Regions from separate parts of the Homo sapiens genome. Here region 1 is linked to region 2. A link is an interaction called in ENCODE POLR2A ChIA-PET data of the cell type or tissue named here. Cell type or tissue: GM12878. All regions are shown on one strand. Each heading gives the region's core, and the rest is flanking DNA. Links, peaks and the distances in the headings are about the cores only.

Region 1 (11,032 bases), core at 3,681-8,680, 1.1 Mb before region 2:
TAATGTTTCTTAGCTGGGGCAAATTATTTATTTATTTATTTATTTATTTATTTTTTAATAGAAATGAGGTCTCAAGCAGTCTTCCTGCCTTGGCCTCCCAAAGTGCTGGGATTATAGGCGTGAGCCACCACACCTGGCCTGCTGGGGCAAATTAATATAATTTGGGACTCATCCTGTGAGTAGAGAGCAGAGGTAAATGAGGGTTGGAAATCTGGGTGTGTCGAATACTAGGTTAAGTTTAGGCAGCTGTAGTAAGAAAAAGAACCTCCTTTTAATTTGGGGCCGCAAATGAGAGTTGCAATTGTAGGTGAGGCTGAGATGAGGAATGGGCATGGAAGTCCCGAGGGTGGGAAGTCAGGGCTAAGAGTCAGCCCCGGATACTCTTTAGAGCAAGATATTTCCTAGGCGTGGAAGTATCTTAGCCTCTCCCTTAGTCTCCGCTGCCGCTATTGTTGGCTGCCACCTTCTCTCCCTGGATCGCTGCAGTAACCTTCAACAGGACTCTGATCTGGGACCTGCGTCCCCATAGCTGGCATCACCCATCTCCACACTACAAATGAGTTTCATTATTTCTTCCTCATTATTTCAGTTATCAGTGACCTAAATATTCTTTATCATGAAATTTCTAATTAGCAAATATTATGTATGCCTTCTGCTGTTAATTGGAAATAAACTTTAGAAACATGGGGTGATGCTATTTGGTGTGGACCCATTATTGTTAAATTCACCATTCTTGGACCTAATGAAATTCTAAATTTATTTTATTGAGATTTCTGACATATGACTGGCACCCTAGCAAAACTGCATTTTTAAACAGATGTACAGGGACTGTCAATGTGAAATGAAGGAGTCAATTTTGTCTTTAGTCATGATTATATATTTTACGTCTAGATAATGAAGTCACTATCCTTTGCCTTCCAGAAGGTCATTTATAATGGTTTAATTGCTAGAAGTTGTTTCCAAGGGAAAATATGTTTCAATGTAATAAGTCAGGTTTTTTTAAGCCATAAAATATTTTGAGTGTAATATAAATAGCATCGGATGCATCTTGTACAATAGCGTTCTGTGTGAGAGGCCCAGATGTAACACCTAATTCATTATGCTGGGCCTTTGTTATTAAGAACACACGGGGCAAGGTTCAGGCGTTTAATAGATTTGGCAGCAGGAGTTGAATGATGCCTAAGAAGCATTTGTTTGAACATATGTTCCATTTAAGCCAGATATTTTCCTTCAATATGCTCTTTCTTTGCCTTTTAAAATCAGGTTAGTACTTCTCTGTGTTATGCCATTTAGTAAAGACCAAGTGATGGCCTTAGTTGATAGCAGCAAAATTTTGTTAGAGCAAATGTTCTCAACATTTGAGGAATAAGAAATTTAGATAATGACAGGTACAGTTTTGAATGAAAGTGTTAGTGACGCCACTGCATTGGTGTTTGTTTGTTTGGTCGCACTGACTTTCTTATCCCTTTTGTGTCAACAGGACTGTGGAAACAACGAGCTTCAATTTGTTGCTGAAGACAGATGATGACTGTTACATAGACCTCGAAGCTGTATTTAATAGGATTGTCCAAAAGAATCTGGATGGGCCTAATTTTTGGTGGGGAAAGTAAGTTAACCATTCTTAGCCCATTGGCATTCGTGTACCTGATCAAATGTAATTAATAAAGCATAAAATATCTTTTTTTTTTGAAAATGTGGTTGAGATATACAATTTCGTACTAGACTCCTGGGTTTATATATATTTCATTACTCTAGGTCAGTCATGCTGGCTCACATCTGTCATCCCAGAGTTTTGGGAAGGCTGAGGTGGGAGGATCCTTTGAGGCCAAGAGTTCAAAACTAGCCTGGGCAACGTTGCAAGACCCTGTCCCTACAAAAAATTAAAAAGGTGATGTGAGCCTGTAGCCCTTAGCTACTTGAGAGGCTGAGGCAGGGAGACTGCTTGAGCCCAGGAGTTGGAGGCTGCAGTGAGCTATGATTTTGCAACTGCACTCCAGCCTGGGCAACAGAGGGAGACCCTGTCTTAATAATAATAATAAATTTTATATTACTGTACAATTGGAGGAAATTATTTTTTAAATGAAAAGCCTCAGGCTAATGTAGTAAAGGAGGGAAAACAATATGGCTTTTATTCTTATGCCAAAGAAATAAATGGTATTCACATTAGAAGCTACTGTATATTTTGTTAGAGTACGTTTGTGACACGTCTCTGAAACCATTTTCTGTGCTTCCTCAGGAATACAATATGGATTAGTGATTTGGTTTTTTGTTTTCATATATACTAAAACACAGGGTGATCTTCTAGTGCTTTTCATTCAGAAACTCTACAAATGCAACTTTGAGAAAATTTAACATAACCAATCTTTTATCTAAAACAACACTGGATAAATGATAATTCCTTTCCTTAGATTAAGAAAATTTTTTTCTGGAAGGGCAGTGGCTCACGCCTGTAATCCCAGCACTTTGGGAGGCTGAGGAGGGTGGATCACCCAAAGTCAGGAGTTCAAGACCAGCCTGGACAACATGGCAAAACCCTGTCTCTACTAAAAATATAAAAAATTAGCTGGTCATGATGGTGTGCGCCTGTAATCCCAGCTACTCGGGAGGCTGAGGCAGGAGAATTGCTTGAACCCAGGAGGCAGAGGTTGCAGTGAGCCGAGATGGCACCACTACACTCCAGCCTGAGCAACAAGAGCAAAACTCCATCTCAAAAAAAAAGAAATTTTCTTATTTTCTTTCCTCACTTCTACAAGCTTATTCCTTTGTAGTGATGATAAAGGAGTCAAGTTTTAATAGTGGCAGGATATGTGTCAGACTAACACAAGAGGCCACATTATTTTTCATCTCAGTTTCAGACTGAATTGGGCAGTTGACCGAACCGGAAAGTGGCAGGAGTTGGAGTACCCGAGCCCCGCTTACCCTGCCTTTGCATGTGGGTCAGGATATGTGATCTCCAAGGACATCGTCAAGTGGCTGGCAAGCAACTCGGGGAGGTTAAAGACCTATCAGGTAATTAAGAATTTCTTAGCTTGGCGTGGTGGCTCTTGCCAGTAATCACAACACTTTGGGAGGCTAAGGCGGGTAGATCACTTGAGCCCAGGAATTCAAGACCAGCCTGGGTAACATAGCAAGACCCCATCTCTATAATAAAAAATAAAATAAAAACAAAAAATTAAGGATTTCCCACCTACGTATACACTCATCACACCAAGTTTCATCTCACTCGGCATCCCATCATGGAAAGCAGAACCCACTTACCTTGGGGAAAAGCACGTTATTCTCTGTATAGGAATCACCTCTCAAAGGTTAAGGATGCACCCCTACATCCCTCAAATCTTGCCTTTAAATTCTATTCCTAAATCTTTTTTGAGCCTACTTATTATGTTTTCAGCTAGTATTTACAGGTGTCATCCCTGGAGGCTGGGCACTGTGGCTCATGCCTGTAATTGTAGCACTTTCGGACGCCAAGGCAGGCAGATCACGTGAGGTTAGGAGTTCAAAACCAGCCTGGCCAACATGGCAAAACCCTATCTCTACTAAAAATACAAAAAATTAGCTGGGCGCACACCTATATTCCCAACTACTTGGGAGGCTGAGGAGGAGAATCATGTGAACCCGGAGGCGGAGTTTGCAGTGAGCTGAGATTGCGCCACTGCATGCCAGCCTGGGCGACAGAGGGACACTCTGTCTCAAAAAAAAAAAAAGTATAGTCCCTGGAGGAATAGAAAGATTTTTATTCCTAAGGAGGAAGCCCTAAGTGCTTCCTGGAAGCTTAAGGTACATGAGAAGGATGGGTCGTCTGCTCGCGGTTTCATCTTATTACCTTGTGGCAGGGGTGCTTCATATTAAAGACCACTAGCTTTGACTTCATGTGAACCCATTTTTGCTATTTCATATTAGAATAATAACAGAGCAAAAAAGTAGAAAGGTGGTTTATGATGGGAGTGGCTATGGTTTTGTCTTTACAAATAAAATAGCATTAAAATTTTTACATTTAAACTTTATGGGCCATGTATAGGGTGAAGATGTAAGCATGGGCATCTGGATGGCTGCCATAGGACCTAAAAGATACCAGGTAAGTCTTTGGGGATGGCCTCAGGGTTCTTAAGAGTTGAGGAGGTGGATTTCTATATACAGGTTGAGTGTTCTTTATCCAAAATGCCTGGGACCAGAAGTATTTAGGATTTCAGATTTTTTTGGATTTTAGAATAATTGCATTATACTTAGAAGTTGCACATTCCAAATCTGAAAATCTGAAATGCTTCAGTGAGCATTTCCTTTGAGTGTCATGTTGGCTCTCAAAAAGTTTTGGGCTGGGCATAGTGGCACATGCCTGTAATCCCAACACTTTGGGAGGCCAAGGTGGGTGTATCACTTGAGCCCAGGAGTTCAAGACCAGCCTGGGCAACATGGTGAAACCCCCCGTCTCTACAAAAACTACAAAAAAATTAGCTGGGCATGGCAGCGCCTGCCTGTGGTCCCAGCTACTCAGGAGGCTAAGGTAGGAGGATCAACTTGAGCCTGGGAGGTCGAGGGTGCAGGGAGCTGTGAATGCACCACTGCACTCCCACCTGGGCAACAGAGTGAGAGAGACCCTGTCTCAAAAAAAAAAAAAAAGTTTTGGATTTTGGAGCATTTTGGATTTCAAATTTTCAGATTTGGAATGCTCAACCTGTAATGTTTATCACACCATGGGCAGAAAGAATGAGGATCTTCTACCATAATAGTTATGCTGTTGCTTTAATTCACAATAATCCACTAGGTTATTTCTCATACAGTATTTTTCTGAGTTTAAAGCAAAAGGTTATAAATCAACGTTCCCCTGCCTACAAAAAAACTCAGTTTCCATAGATTTGATCAGAAATTATTTGCAGCTTTAAAACTTAACAACAGAAGGCCGAGGCGGGCAGATCATGAGGTCAGGAGATGGAGACCATCCTGGCTAACACGGTGAAACCCCATCTCTACTAAAAATACAAAAAAAATTAGCCAGGCATAGTGGCGGGCGCCTGTGGTCCCAGCTACTCAGAAGGCTGAGGCAGGAGAATGGCATGAACCCGGGGGGCAGAGCTTGCAGTGAGCCAAGATCACACCACTGTACTCCAGCCTGGGCGACAGAGCGAGACTCCGTCTCAAAAAAAAAAACTGAACGACAGAATCCACTGATTGAGTGTGGCAGTCTAAGGATCCTTCAACCCTTCTGACCGATAAAAATAAGACACTGCATGAAATATAAGACATCATTTAAAACACAGTATTGCTGAACCAGAAAAAAAAATGAATCTGCAGAGACCAAAATGGAAACTAGAGCCCTGGGAAGAAATCAAGCACAAAGCTGGCTTTAGCTTCAGAGATTTCTGTTCTGGATTCTTGCAGCTTCCACTTTGGCCATCGAAGGTGCAGGGGACAGAAGGCACATGCAGTGTCTGTCAGTTAGAAGCCCTGCATAGAGCTGGGGTCCCAGAGCAGCTCTCAGTCCAGGACAAGAAATCAACCCACATCTACATGGTCCACTTTGATAGTCTGATTCCTTTGCTGTACTTTGTCTCATCTTTGAATATAATTCTTTTTTGTATCTGGTAATTCTGGGATCTGTAGTCTTTGCTGGGTCTGATTTTGCAGTTTGTTGTTTCTACAACTGTTGTTCATGGCGCTTGTTTTCTGATGCGGTCTTTTTTTTTTTTTTTTTTTTGTGACCATCTCATGTCTTTGGAAACTGAGTCCTCTATTTAAAATGCATTCCTACAGAGAGGATTTACATATTTACATTTTTTTCTGCCATGCATCTAGGAATACTACCATCTATGAATACTTCAGATTTTTGGCTTGGAACTGTTGGGCTTACACAGACTGACTACCAGCCCCAGACCTACCTAAGTGCAAGCTGTGGGTAGGCACTGAGGGGAGAGAGACTCCTTTCCATCCCACTGAGGGGCAAGACTGAGACAGACAAGCTGAGTGTGTTTTGTTTTATCACCCCTGAGGCTGTGGCCCCTCAGAGATCCTAGCTCTGTGTCAGTCTCCCATTAGTCTCCTGACCCTGGGCTTGGCCTTCCAAACCCAAGGATCAGCAGCTGCCTTCAAGGCACAGGCTGACTCAGTGCTTTCTCCTACCCTGTTTCTTCTTTGATCACGGAGTTGAGCCATGCTTTATAAAGGTTTTTAATTTTATCCAACATTTTTGTGTTGTCAAAACATTGAATGAGTTTCTCTCTGTGTTCTGCTACATTGCTGGAAATAGAAACCAATTCACGTAGCTAGGAAATAGTCTAGTGGTTAAGAACTTGAGCTTGGGAGTCTTTAATCCCTCCTCTTCATTTACCAGCCCTGTGACCTGGAACAAGTTTTTTAACTCTTCGTTTGTTCCTCAATTGTTAAGAGGGAAATAGTTCCTACCTCACAGCATTACTGTGAGATTTAAGTGAGATATTTACAAAGCACTTGGTACAGTCCCTGCAATATTGTAAGCATTCCATCAGAATAATAGCTGTTACTAATACTGCCATAGACACACCTTTACTAGCAAACATGAAACTCACTTGTGGTTTCTAAAATCGTTCATTACGGAATGGCATTTGTTGACTAACTCTTCATCCACACACCGCCTTGTTTCTGTATTCCACAGCCACAGGACTGTGGGACCTGGTGCTTTCCCAAATCAGGAGGTGCCACCCCCAAACCTCACCAGTTGTTCCACACACGGAGTTATCCTTGAAATAATTTCAGCATCATTAGAATACATAAAAGCTGTCTACGTGCATACTTTCTGATGCTCTTAAAACAGTTTCACCACTCTCAGATCGGCTTTGGTTGTTTCTCAACAGGACAGTCTGTGGCTGTGTGAGAAGACCTGTGAGACAGGAATGCTGTCTTCTCCTCAGTATTCTCCGTGGGAACTGACGGAACTGTGGAAACTGAAGGAACGGTGCGGTGATCCTTGTCGATGTCAAGCAAGATAACAGGGACTTGAATTAGCAGAGTCTAAAATCAGGGCAGGCAAACGATAATCTGAGTGCAAGTCTGAGGAGTCCCAGGGTTTAGCAGTAGACTGTATGGTCTTTCAAGAGAGTTCCAGACTGGCACTTTCACCCAGAACCAATGCGGTGTTTCTTAATGTTTGCACAAATTTCCTTAAAAATCAACTTGTACTGTAGCATAAGAAAAGTTTTTATTTATCTATTGGAAGATTATCAGAAAAATACCAAGTTATTTTATAAAAGAAAAAATATTTCTAAATCCTGATGCATTGTGGCTAATTAGTAATTCACCATTACCTATAGTTTTTGGTTAAAACTTGGCCTAGTTCAGAAATCTGTAGTAGTAACTGAGAGTTTGAATTTCAACCTGGATTGCAGGATAGCTCTGTAGAGCTAATTAGGATAATTATCAGACAAAAAGGAACTCACAGGAATGCTGTGTGATCATGTGATCACATATTTGAGCAGTGGTCACTTATACCAAAGTTTGGGGTTTCTGGAAATAATGTCAGATTTTGTGGATCTCTGAAGTGGGCAACTTGAACTAACTTGAAGAGGAACCAATATGATTCTCAGTTCTGAACCTTGGTTTTAAAGAAGTTCATTTATATGGTAGACTAATACCCAAATTTTCTTTCTGCCATCTAACATAAATCCTGAAGGTCACAGTTTAGTACTCATAGTTTTTAAATGCTAAAGTTGTGTGAGTATGAATAAAAGCAAATACCTCTCAGGGTTTTAGTGCCATCGGGAAGGATATTTCTAAATTTTGTTGACATTTTGAAAGAATTAGTTTTGCTTTCCTCCTATCATTGCCTAATGTTTACCTAATATGAGTACATTTCAATCAAAGCTGGTTATCACAGAAGAAGATATACTCAGCTTAGGTATAATTGTAGGGAAAAGCATGTGATTAATTTAAGTACTCTTAGAAATAGTGCAACTGAGAAGACAGATAATAGCATATTGTTATACATAGTAGAGGATGTCTCCCCAAGTTTAAGGGACATTTCCCAAAATGACCAACCAAATCATTTCTAGTAACCCTTTAAAATAGTAGTTTCAATAGAGAATTCCATTAAAACTAGTCTTATGACAGATATTAACTGTGTTCAGATTTTATTAGGCTAGCTAGTTTCTTTCTATTTAATATTTAAATCTTATCATGAAATGCAGTGATGAGCTGTAAAAATAAATATGAAATAAGATCAGAAAATCATTAGTAGGTTCAAAGCCTTTATTATTGCTATTATGTATAAGCCTAGAAATGGTCACTTCCCAACAAAAAATACATCCCTTGTTATACTTAGGACAAGTTGTAAACCCCCTTTGTTTTGACAGTAGAATTGTTCCAGTGAATCATTTATTTCCGGTGAACCCCAGACACGATAAGCAGTGTGGTCTTTAAATTTTATTAGTTGGTTGTCACCATCGCACTAATAGACAATCTCCATTTTCCACAGAATAAAACTGTAATGACTTTAGGTCATTTTCCAGCTCGATTTCTCTGCCCGGCTTCTAAAATTAGAACGAAGGTGGGGAAGGATGTGATTAAGACAGATCCGATAAAGCATGCTACACATACTCTTCCCCCACCCCGTCCCCAGGCAGTAGCTTACCCTTAAAATCAAACAAACAGACCCATGGTCTCCATTTAGAATCAAACTGTTGCTATCTAGAGACAGTTTAATGTCATAATACGAGGACTAAGCTTGACTTTGACTTTGTATTTTGCTGGGCAACTTACTTTGGGACTTTCATAGGACAACAGAAGGTCTGACACAGGAACTTTGAGAAGACGTGACAGCAATCCCTTCACCTTTTGAATTGTCATGGAGCCTATCAAAAGACAAGAAAAGTCCATTCGTTCTCTCAAATGACAGTTACCTGTAAAACTAGCTCATGTGATGAGACCACAGTATCATTGCAATGATAGCTGTATCTGTCTTTTTTTTTTTTTTTTTTTTGAGACTGACTTACTTACTTACTTAAGTAAGTCTTGCTCTGTCGCCCAGGCTGGAGTGCAATGGTGTAATCTCGGCTCACTGCAACCTCCGCTTCCCGGGTTCAAACAATTCTCCTGCCTCAGCCTCCTGAGTAGCTGGTGCCCATCACCACACCCAGCTAACTTTTGTATTTTTAGTAGAGACGGGGTTTCACCATGTTGGCCAGGCTGGTCTTGAACTCCTGACCTCGTGATCCGCCCGCCCTGGCCCCCCAAAGTGCTGGGATTACAAGCATGAGCCCAGCGCCTGGCTGTATCTTTCATTTTACCCAAGTCACTTTACCCAAGTAAGTAATTAGGGGAAAGCCTGAGTCTTGTACCACCTGTTCATTTGGGGAACTGTGGGAAACGGAGCCAACGGACCTAAGTGCCCTTTGACAGTGAGTTTCATACCATTTCAGTAGTGTATTTCTTTCTTAATCTGAATAAACCAGAATGATACTCTCAGCACAGAAGAATAAAGGGAGCGAGTCATTAACGTTTTCTTTTTAAACCTTTATGATGACTTCCTTATGAATTACTGAACGAACACTGGAATGGGACTCAGGTATCCTGAGGACATCTCTCAACTCTGGCCTTAGTTCCCCCTCTGTAAAATTAGGGTGCCAACTAAATGATCTACAAGGTCCCTTCCAGCGCCGCCATTCTGTAATTACATCATGTGTAACTGTATTAAACATACACAAGTGACTGCCAGGCATGGGAATGTAACTTCCGAGTAAATGCTTTGGTTTGTTCAGAATACACTATGAACTTCTTTCCAAAGACGGGTTGTGGTAAATAGTGGATATTTTGATTATAAGAAATAGAGTTTCCTTGAAGCTTTAGCTGGAGATACAGCAATAGTGTGGTGTTCCTACAAATATCACAGTGTATTCAAACATATTTTTCTATCAAAAATCATTTTTGTAAAAGCTGTGTGTTTTTATCCAACTTGTGATAATAAATGTTCTTTATTTTAGAATAAAAACTGGCCTTTTTGTATGTATTGAATACAGTTAATAGAATTTATAATTTTAATTAACAATTTGCTCTTTCATGTGTGAATATGTGATAGTCTAGTCCTTTCAAAAGATTGAGACGGACTGGCTTTCATTGTTTGAAGGCTGGTGAGAGAAGGGGTTACCTGCTGCACACCAGTGGGGAGTGACATACTCCTAACACATGCCAGAAACAAAAAGTTTGGTCATAAAACAGTTCTAATAAGAAATCTGCCTGGCCTGCTCACACCTGTAACCCCAGCACTTTGGGAGGCAGAGGGATCAGAGCCCAGGAATTTGAGACCAGCCTGGGCAACATGAGGATACCCCATCTCTACAAAAAATAAAAAATTAGCCAAGCATAGCGATGTACGCCTCTAGTCCCAGCTACTTGGGAGGATCACTTGAGCCCAGGAGGTCAAGGCTACAGTGAGCCATGATCGCGCCACTGTACTCCATCCAGCCTGGGTAACAAAGTGAGAACCTGTCTCAAAAAAAAAAAAAAAACCTGCCTACTCATACCGGTTCTATAGAAGAAAGTAGCAATCTCTATGTAATAAATAGCATTACCATTTTTAATATAGTAACATGACTGTCTTAACATTCAGAAAATATGGAAATAGCTGATTATTTCTTTTTACCTGCCTATGACCAGTGTTAAAAATTTGAGAGGTATACCTCTAGGCCTTTTTTTTTCTGTGTTCATATAAGGATGTATAGGTTTTAAGCCAGGCGCAGTGGCTCACGCCTGTAATCCCAACACTTTGGGAGGCCGAGGCGGGCGGATCATCTGAGGTCAGGAGTTTGAGACCAGCCTGGCCAACATGGAGAAACCCCGTCTCTACTAAAAATACAAAAATTAGCCAGGCATGGTGGCGGGCACCTGTTATCCCAGCTACTTGGGAAGCTGAGGCCGGGAGAGTTGCTTGAACCCGGAAGGCAGAGTTTGCAGTGAGCCGAGATCATGCCACTGCACTCTAGCCTGGGTGACAGAATGAGACTCCGTCTCAAAAAAAAAAGGATGTATAGGTTTTATAATATATTGACGTACTACATTTGTATTTCTTTAT
Region 2 (7,448 bases), core at 1-5,000:
AAACAAAACCATGCTTAGGGATTTTGATGAGGCAACTGAACCCAATCAGTTCTCAGTGGCAGCATAAGGCCACCCGCTCTTGAGGCTTATCTCACACTGTGTGATTTGATCCCTGCTGGGGCGGCAGCGTGGGCTCAGAAAGCCCGGCTGAGAACTGTGGTTCTGTCCCAGTCGCTTAGGGCAGCTCATTTATTCTCTCCGAGCCCGTTTCCCACCAGTAAAGCGGGGACAGCAGTGCCTAGTTTACAGGGTTACTGTTCGAACCTAAGCGCTGTAGAAACAGGTGTGTGGGGGCCACAATCACCAAGCAGGCGATTGGAGTGCCACCCCGTTTTGCACAAGAGGAACCCGCGGCTCGGGGACAGTAAGGGACCTCCCGGGCCCATAGTCCACGCGCGCCCCACCCGGACCCATCAGCAAGCCGACCTCTCTGCCCGCCCACGTCCGGCTTCCTTTCGATGTCGACGGGAGGAAACTGTCACGCAGGCCACCAACCGGCGGTGGAGGGCGCGGTGCCGAGTCCTGCCACTGCAGGGTCGCCCCGCTGGCTCAAGCTCTAGAAGCGTAGACCTCCCCAGCCGCAAAAAGCAACTCACGCGGCGAAACCGCGGACTCTTTTGACCCTTCCGAGCTACCATTTACTTTCCATAGAGGGGCGGGACTTCCTGTTTCGCTTTTATCTGTAAGACCGACTTCCGGCCTTCAAGGGCAAGAGGGGTATATACGTATATATCATCGCACGGTGTGTCCCGGAAGGCTTGATATGCTAGTCCCGCGGGACAAGGCGAGCCGAGGAGTTTGTGTGGAAGTTTGCATCTGAGAGTGCGAGAGCTGGACGGAGTGTTACAGAGCCGCGATGCCTTCTCGTTTTGTTTTGTTTTGTTTTTGATACAGTGTCTCGCTCTTCCGCCCAGTCTCGAGTGCAGTGGTGAGAACACGGCTTACTGCAGCCTCAAAATCCTGGACCCAAAAGATCCTCCCACCTCAGCCTGCCTCCCAGGTAGCTGGGACTACAGGCGCACAACACCATCGCTTCTTGGATTAAAAGAAAAGGATGAAACGGGCCCCAGAAAGAGGCGGTGACGTCCCAGAACCCATGGCAGGGGAGTTGGGAAAATAAATATTTGTATTGTTTTAATCTCCCTTGTGGCTTTTTTTAACCCCCGAAACAGCAAGGTATTTTTAAAAGGGATGAAGAGAGTTGCTTCAAATGTTTTGAGACGTTGTTATTTTTAATATGTGAGTGAATATCTTAGAAACAAAATGAACAAGAAATAAAAATTTTAGAAAATATATGAGTTAATCTCTCAGCAGAGTCTTTATTAAAAAGCATGTTTATGGTCAGTCATCTGGCACCCCGTTCTCTTAATAGATCCCATCTGCTCCATCATCTAGTTCTAAAACATTTATATAAGATGCAATTTACAATTTTGCACTCAGTGCAGTTTGATCCATTCCAAATTCAATATATGCAGACTTTTCCGGGTGGCGATGTGAGGCTACGTACCACCAAATATGTGTTCTGCAATATAGAAAGTATTTCCCCCATAGTTAATGCACTCTCATAGTGGAGTTACTTTAGCTTTACCAGAGCCACCCCCTTCTTTTACATCATGTCTATTGACGTCAGTTTACATATAGATATCTTTTAAATATGACTGATGGGATATAAAAGGAATGAAAGGAAAGAGTCTTAGATGACTTCTGAGTCTAAAAAGGAAATGTGTTTTAAATTTAAAATTTATAAGTACCTAATGAAAAATACATATGAAACAAAGTGAAGTGACAGAATTACAAAGAAAAAAAATGCCTGGTCATATTGGGTAATTTTAACAGGACTTTCTCACTAATCGTTAAGACTAGCAAGAGAAAAGTTAAGGATATAGGAAACGTGAATAACATGATGTAAAAATGACGCAATTAATATGTACAGAACAACACGACCAAAATCAGAATGTACAGTTTTTTGAAAGCAGACACATCACCACAGTCAACCACATACTTAGTTATAAAGCAACTCAAGAAATTTTGAAAATTGAAATAATTGTCATTTTTTACTACAGTGCATTTAAGATAGAAATCAATAAAGAACTGTAAAAACAAGCCTGAATAACACAGAGACAGAGTCAATGGTATTGAGAAAATATTTTGAACTGAACCATAAAATAACAATAGCAACACCTGTGGGATGAAACTGAAGCAGCACTTACAGGGACATTTATAGCCATAAGTAAGTGTATTAGAAGAGTCTGAAAAGTCTTGAGCTGAAAATCCCTTTTCAAGAAGTTAGAAAAAGGACAGCAAAATAAGACAGAAAATAGAAGGACAGAAATAATGTTAAGAGCAGAAATTAACGAAATGGAAAATAAAAGCAGTGGTGTACCAGAGCCAGCCTGTACTGGCATAGGAGAGCCAATTGTGCACACCTCTTGGCAACTCCATGATCAATAACATCAAATAAGTAGCTTGAAGTCACCCACGATGGGACTGTTTACACTATGGAACTCAACAAACAAGCCAGGATTTTGTTTTATGTTTGGAGCCAATTCAAATAAGTAGCTTGAAGTCAACCATGATGGGACTGTTTACACTATGGAAATCAACAAGCCAGGATTTTATGTTTGGAGCTAACTCACTAGCACACCACAGCATAGAATAGGTTGAAAGAAGCCAAAAGTTGATTTTTTTTGGAAAAGAAAAATTAAAATTGGCAAACATCTAATAGCTATAAAAGGAGGGATGTCAACAATCTTTATCAAGAATGGAAACTAGAAATACTATAGACATCAAAAAAGTTAGATAATCTTGTAAACAATTTAGTGCAAATAAGATTTAGATGACTGTACAAACTTCAAGAAAAACAACTCAAAAGTAGAGAAACTATTACATAATTTGAATGAGTAGTGAAGAATCTTCATACACACAAATCCCAGGTACGTGGCTCCACCAGTAAGTTCCTACAAACTTTGAAATCATTCCATTCTTACTGAATAAGGCTACCATAACTTTTGTACTAATTATAAAATCCCCAAACCTCTGAAACACCACACACTTTGGAACTCATTTGGTGAAAAATACGACTTAAAGTAACATGAGGCTCTTTATAGTTGTTATTATCACTTAGGTGACTGCATATGCTTTTCGGTAGAAATATTAATGTATTTCATTATGGGTACTGTCCCAGTTCTTGTTGAGAATATTATACAATATATGTTGTATGTTTCATACTACCCTTCTAATATTTAAAATAGTCTATATTTCAAACATCTGGCTCCAGGGATTTCAGGTGAGTTATGTGGACCTATATAAGAAAAAATCTTTATGACTTAGGTTAAGAGGAATTTTTAGCCATAAAGGAAAGTCTCAGTAATTATCAAATGATGTGGCCGGGTGCGGTGGCTCACGCCTGTAGTCCCAGCACTTTGGGAGGCTGAGGCAGACGGATCATGAGGTAAGGAGTTCGAGACCAGCCTGGCCAACATGGTGAAACCCCGTCTCTAATAAAGATACAAAAAATTAGCCGGATATGGTGGTGTGTGCCTGTAATCCCAGCTACTCAGGAGGCTGATGCAGGAGAATTGCTTGAACTCAGGAGGCGGAGGTTGCAGTGAGCTGAGATCATGCCATTGCACTCCAGCCTGGGTAACAGGGAGAGACTTCGTCAAAAAAAAAAAAAAAAAAAAAAAAAAAAAGATGTGTTACATACATAAAAATATTGGGCTACATAAAAGTAATGGACTTTTGTTTACCAAACAATACCATGAAGCAAGTGAAAAAGGATTAGTATCCAGAATATACAAATAACACAAATCAATAAGAAATAGACTTGCCCATTTTGAAAATGGGCAAAAAGCTTAAATAGGCACAGCACCAAATGCAAATGACTAATACATGAAAGGACCAACATTCCCATTAGTAACTATAGAAAGGAACATGAAAATAACAATGCAGTACTATTAGACACCCAGCAGATCAAAAAATAATTTAAAAGTCTGACAGAAACAAGTTTTAAGGAAGAAGCAAGGAATATCCTCATACACTGTGGTAGCATAAGTTGATACAATCAGGGAAAACAGTGTGGCATTATCTAGTAAGATTGAATTATCTAGTAAGATTGAAGATACACATTCACTGTGACTCAGCAACTCTACAGAATTTCCTGTACATATGCATTTTTTTAATAGCTGAAACCATTATGCAACTCAAACTTGTATCAACAATAGAATGGATAAATTATGGTATAGTCATACTGTGAAATATAATACAGCAACAAAGAGAAACAAACGATTATTTACAATAACATGGTGAATTGCCATACTGAGACAACCAATGAATACAGAATATTTCCACTTACATAAAGTTCAAAAACGGGCAGAACTCTACTATATTGTTTAAAATAACAGTCATAAGTAGTAAAACTATACAGAAAAGCTAAGAAATGATTATCACAAATGTTCCTCTCTAGGGTAAGAAAGGAGATATGATCAGGGAGGGGCACATGGTGGGGCTCCTGGGATGCGGAGAATGTTTTATTTATGGACCTGAGTGTTCGCTTTATAATTATTCTTTAAATAAACTGTACATATATGTTTTATTCACTTTTCCATAGGAATGTATATCTCACAATTTCTAAACAAATAAAATGAGTAATTGACCTGAGGAAGGTCATCTTTAATAAATTTGATTTACAGAAAGGTAAAAATAGTGGTCACACAGAATATTTGTAGTGTTATTACTAAATTTTTAATGAATTTAGTATCTTAAGTGCTCTTCGAGGTCAAAAGTTAGTGGTCTCTAGTGCTAAATGCCACCGTGCACCTAAGCAATTCCTAGTGGTCTGTGGTAAGCTTAAGGGATAGACAAGGAAGATATTACCAGAGAGATGTAGTGAGTTGCAATAACATTCCCCACCTTACCCCTGAAGAAGTCTAGTTCGCCAGTTGGGAAATGCTGGTTTTACTAACAGAGCAAAAACAAACTAGAAGAGAGGAATTTTGTGGTGTCAATAAGAAAAAGAAAATTAACACAGGATAACAATTGCAAAGACCATTTCACCTTACAAAATCTTAAAGATTAAAATGGAACAATGTGGGTGCCATAAAATGATTTCAAGTGTGCTGTTTTGACACAAAGAGGGTGTAATCACCCAGCCTATGTTTGGAGGAGAGAGGAGGCGAGGAGGAGTCAGTGTGAAGAGGTGGAAGACGTGTTGTGCTGGGTTGCCATCCAGAGGAAATTTTGAGTGGGTGCTCTCTAGTCGGAACGAAGTAGATCCCCAAACCACTGGTGGGCAGGGCCAGACAGACCCAGTCGCACTGAAAATGTATGTGTTGTTTTTCTGTTGCTGCCCACAGACTTTTATTTATAATCTGTACTGTTACAAAGCAGTTATCACAGACACCTACTCACGGGCACAGACCGGAGAACGATTCCCTTGACTTCAGTGTTGCTACAGCGATCTTCTGAATTTCTTCTAGATCTCTGTGCTGTCTCCTTGCCTTCCTCAACCCCCTTAACTATAGGTATACGCCAAGATGCTGTCCCTTCATTTCTCTCTCTCTCTTGCTCTCCTCTCTCTCTCTCTGCATTGTTTTAGTTGGTGAGTCAATTCACTCTGATAGTTTCAGTTAGCACTTCTGTCACAAAGACTTGCAAGACTATGTTTTGGTCCTTAAAAGAACCTTTGTGACAGTTTTCTTGTTCCACATCCCTATTGGATATCTTCACTTGTTTATCTTTCCATCATTCCAAGACGTTCAGAACTGGACTCGATATTTTCTCTCTAGAAGCGCTGCTCTTCTTAAGCTGTTCTTTTTCATCAGTTCCACAAGTCCTTTGTCTTCCCGTTAGAAGCCTTCCAGTTCTCTTTTATGCTCCCTGCTCTGTATTTACATAGCCAATCCATTTCACAGACATTATGCATCTGTGCAGTGCCAGCCTCCATGGTTGGCCTTGGGGATAAAGACAAATAAGAGGCCAGTGGCCCATGCCTGTAATCCCAGTACTTTGGGAGGCCGAGGCGGGTGGATCATGAGGTCAGGAGATTGAGACCATCCTGGTTAACAGGGTGAAACCCCGTCTCTACTAAAAATACAAAAAATTAGCCAGGCGTGGTGGCGGGTGCCTGTAGTCCCAGCTACTCAGGAGGTTAAGGCAGGAGAATGGCATGAACCCGGGAGGCGGAGGTTGCAGTGAGCTGAGATCGTGCCACTGCAGTCCAGCCTGGGCAACAGAGCGAGACTCCGTCTCAAAAAAGACAAATAAGGTAGGTCTCAGCCTTTGAGAAGCTCAGTCTAGTGGAGGACATGGACCATATTATCCTCTAATAAAGGGCAATAAGAGCTATGATAGAGGCAGGCATCCAATGCAATGGGTGTCCAGAACAGGAGTTTGCCAAGAGACCTCAAAAAGGGGAACACAGGTGGTATTAGAAACAGCACAGTGGAATGGAGAAGAGTATTGTGTTCAGAGGCAGACTACACTTGAATTCTATTTCCTCCAGTGTCAAGCTGTGCAACCTTGGTCAGGTTACTGAATCTTTGTATACATTGGTTCCCTCGACTGAAAATGTGGGTGGTAATATAGACCTTAGGTTTCTTGTGAAAGTTAAATGAAACAAGCCATGCAAAGCACTTAGAAGAGTGTCTAGCACATTAAAAAATTTCATTCATTCAACATACACACATATATATATATAGAGAGAGAGAGAGAGAGAGACAGAGAGAGAGAGAGCACTTACTATGTGCTGTTTTAGGGGCTTAGGAGACATCAGAGAACATATAGATAAAAATTCCTACCCTCATGGAATGTGCATTTTAGCAGGGAGACAATAAGCAATAGACATAACAAATAAAGTATATGTAGTATGTTAGGTAAGTGTTATAGGAAAAAGAAAAAAGAAAATGTTAATTATTAATATTACTGTATTATAGAAGTCACTTTATCTTAGACTTAAAGGAAGAGAAGTCTTATAAACAGAAAAATGTTTCATCTCATCTAAGATGCATTCATCATAAGTTGCACTCTTCTCCTTCTCCTTCTCCTTCTTCTTCTTTTTGAGACAGAGTGTCACTCTGTCCCCCAGGCTGGAGTGCAGTGGCCCGATCTCAGCTCACTGCAACCTCTTCCTCCCGGGTTCAAGTCATTCTCCTGCCCAGCCTCCCGAGTAGCTGGGACTACAGGCGCGTATCACCACGCCGGGCTAATTTTTTGAATTTTTAGTAGAGACGGGGTTTCACCGTGTTAGCCAGGATGGTCTTGATCTCCTGACCTTGTGATTCGCCCGCCTCGGCCTCCCAAAGTGCTGGGATTACAGGCGTGAGCCACCGCACCCGGCCTGCACCATTATTTTATATACGACTAAGAAAAGAAAAAACATTGCCAAATTGAGTATAACACAATGCTTTTTATTACCGAGGATTTTTCTTTTTGTTTTTGAGACAGAGTCT

The links. ChIA-PET counts read pairs that join two places held together with the same protein. Peaks named below come from ENCODE experiments on the same cell type or tissue, not always from the same donor. Only the 100,000 strongest peaks of a DNase experiment are listed, where the experiment ranks them.
Region 1: POLR2A ChIA-PET joins it to region 2 with 5 read pairs; 2 of 35 experiments call an interaction of 5 or more read pairs at or near these places.

The regions. Positions count from the first base shown.
Region 1 is chr1:235,446,133-235,457,164 of GRCh38, reverse strand. It overlaps TBCE (tubulin folding cofactor E), which reads right to left. Exons shown (of 17, transcript NM_003193.5): 16 at 8,725-8,816; 17 at 4,722-8,495. The coding sequence ends at 8,403. It overlaps B3GALNT2 (beta-1,3-N-acetylgalactosaminyltransferase 2), which reads left to right. Exons shown (of 12, transcript NM_152490.5): 9 at 1,481-1,606; 10 at 2,850-3,009; 11 at 4,019-4,075; 12 at 6,825-9,975. The coding sequence ends at 6,959. Among named protein-coding and RNA genes, the nearest start is that of B3GALNT2, 53 kb to the left of the region's middle. In GM12878, for the core only: no CTCF peak of the experiment used is centred there; no DNase peak of the experiment used is centred there.
Region 2 is chr1:234,366,657-234,374,104 of GRCh38, reverse strand. It overlaps COA6 (cytochrome c oxidase assembly factor 6), which reads right to left and starts at 649. Exons shown (of 3, transcript NM_001206641.3): 1 at 427-649. The coding sequence starts at 638. It overlaps COA6-AS1 (COA6 antisense RNA 1), which reads left to right and starts at 512. Exons shown (of 2, transcript NR_125961.1): 1 at 512-682; 2 at 895-1,298. RefSeq lists enhancers at 266-815, 637-1,461. In GM12878, for the core only: no CTCF peak of the experiment used is centred there; a DNase peak (open chromatin) is centred at 664; H3K4me3 peaks cover 1,785 bases; H3K27ac peaks cover 1,555 bases.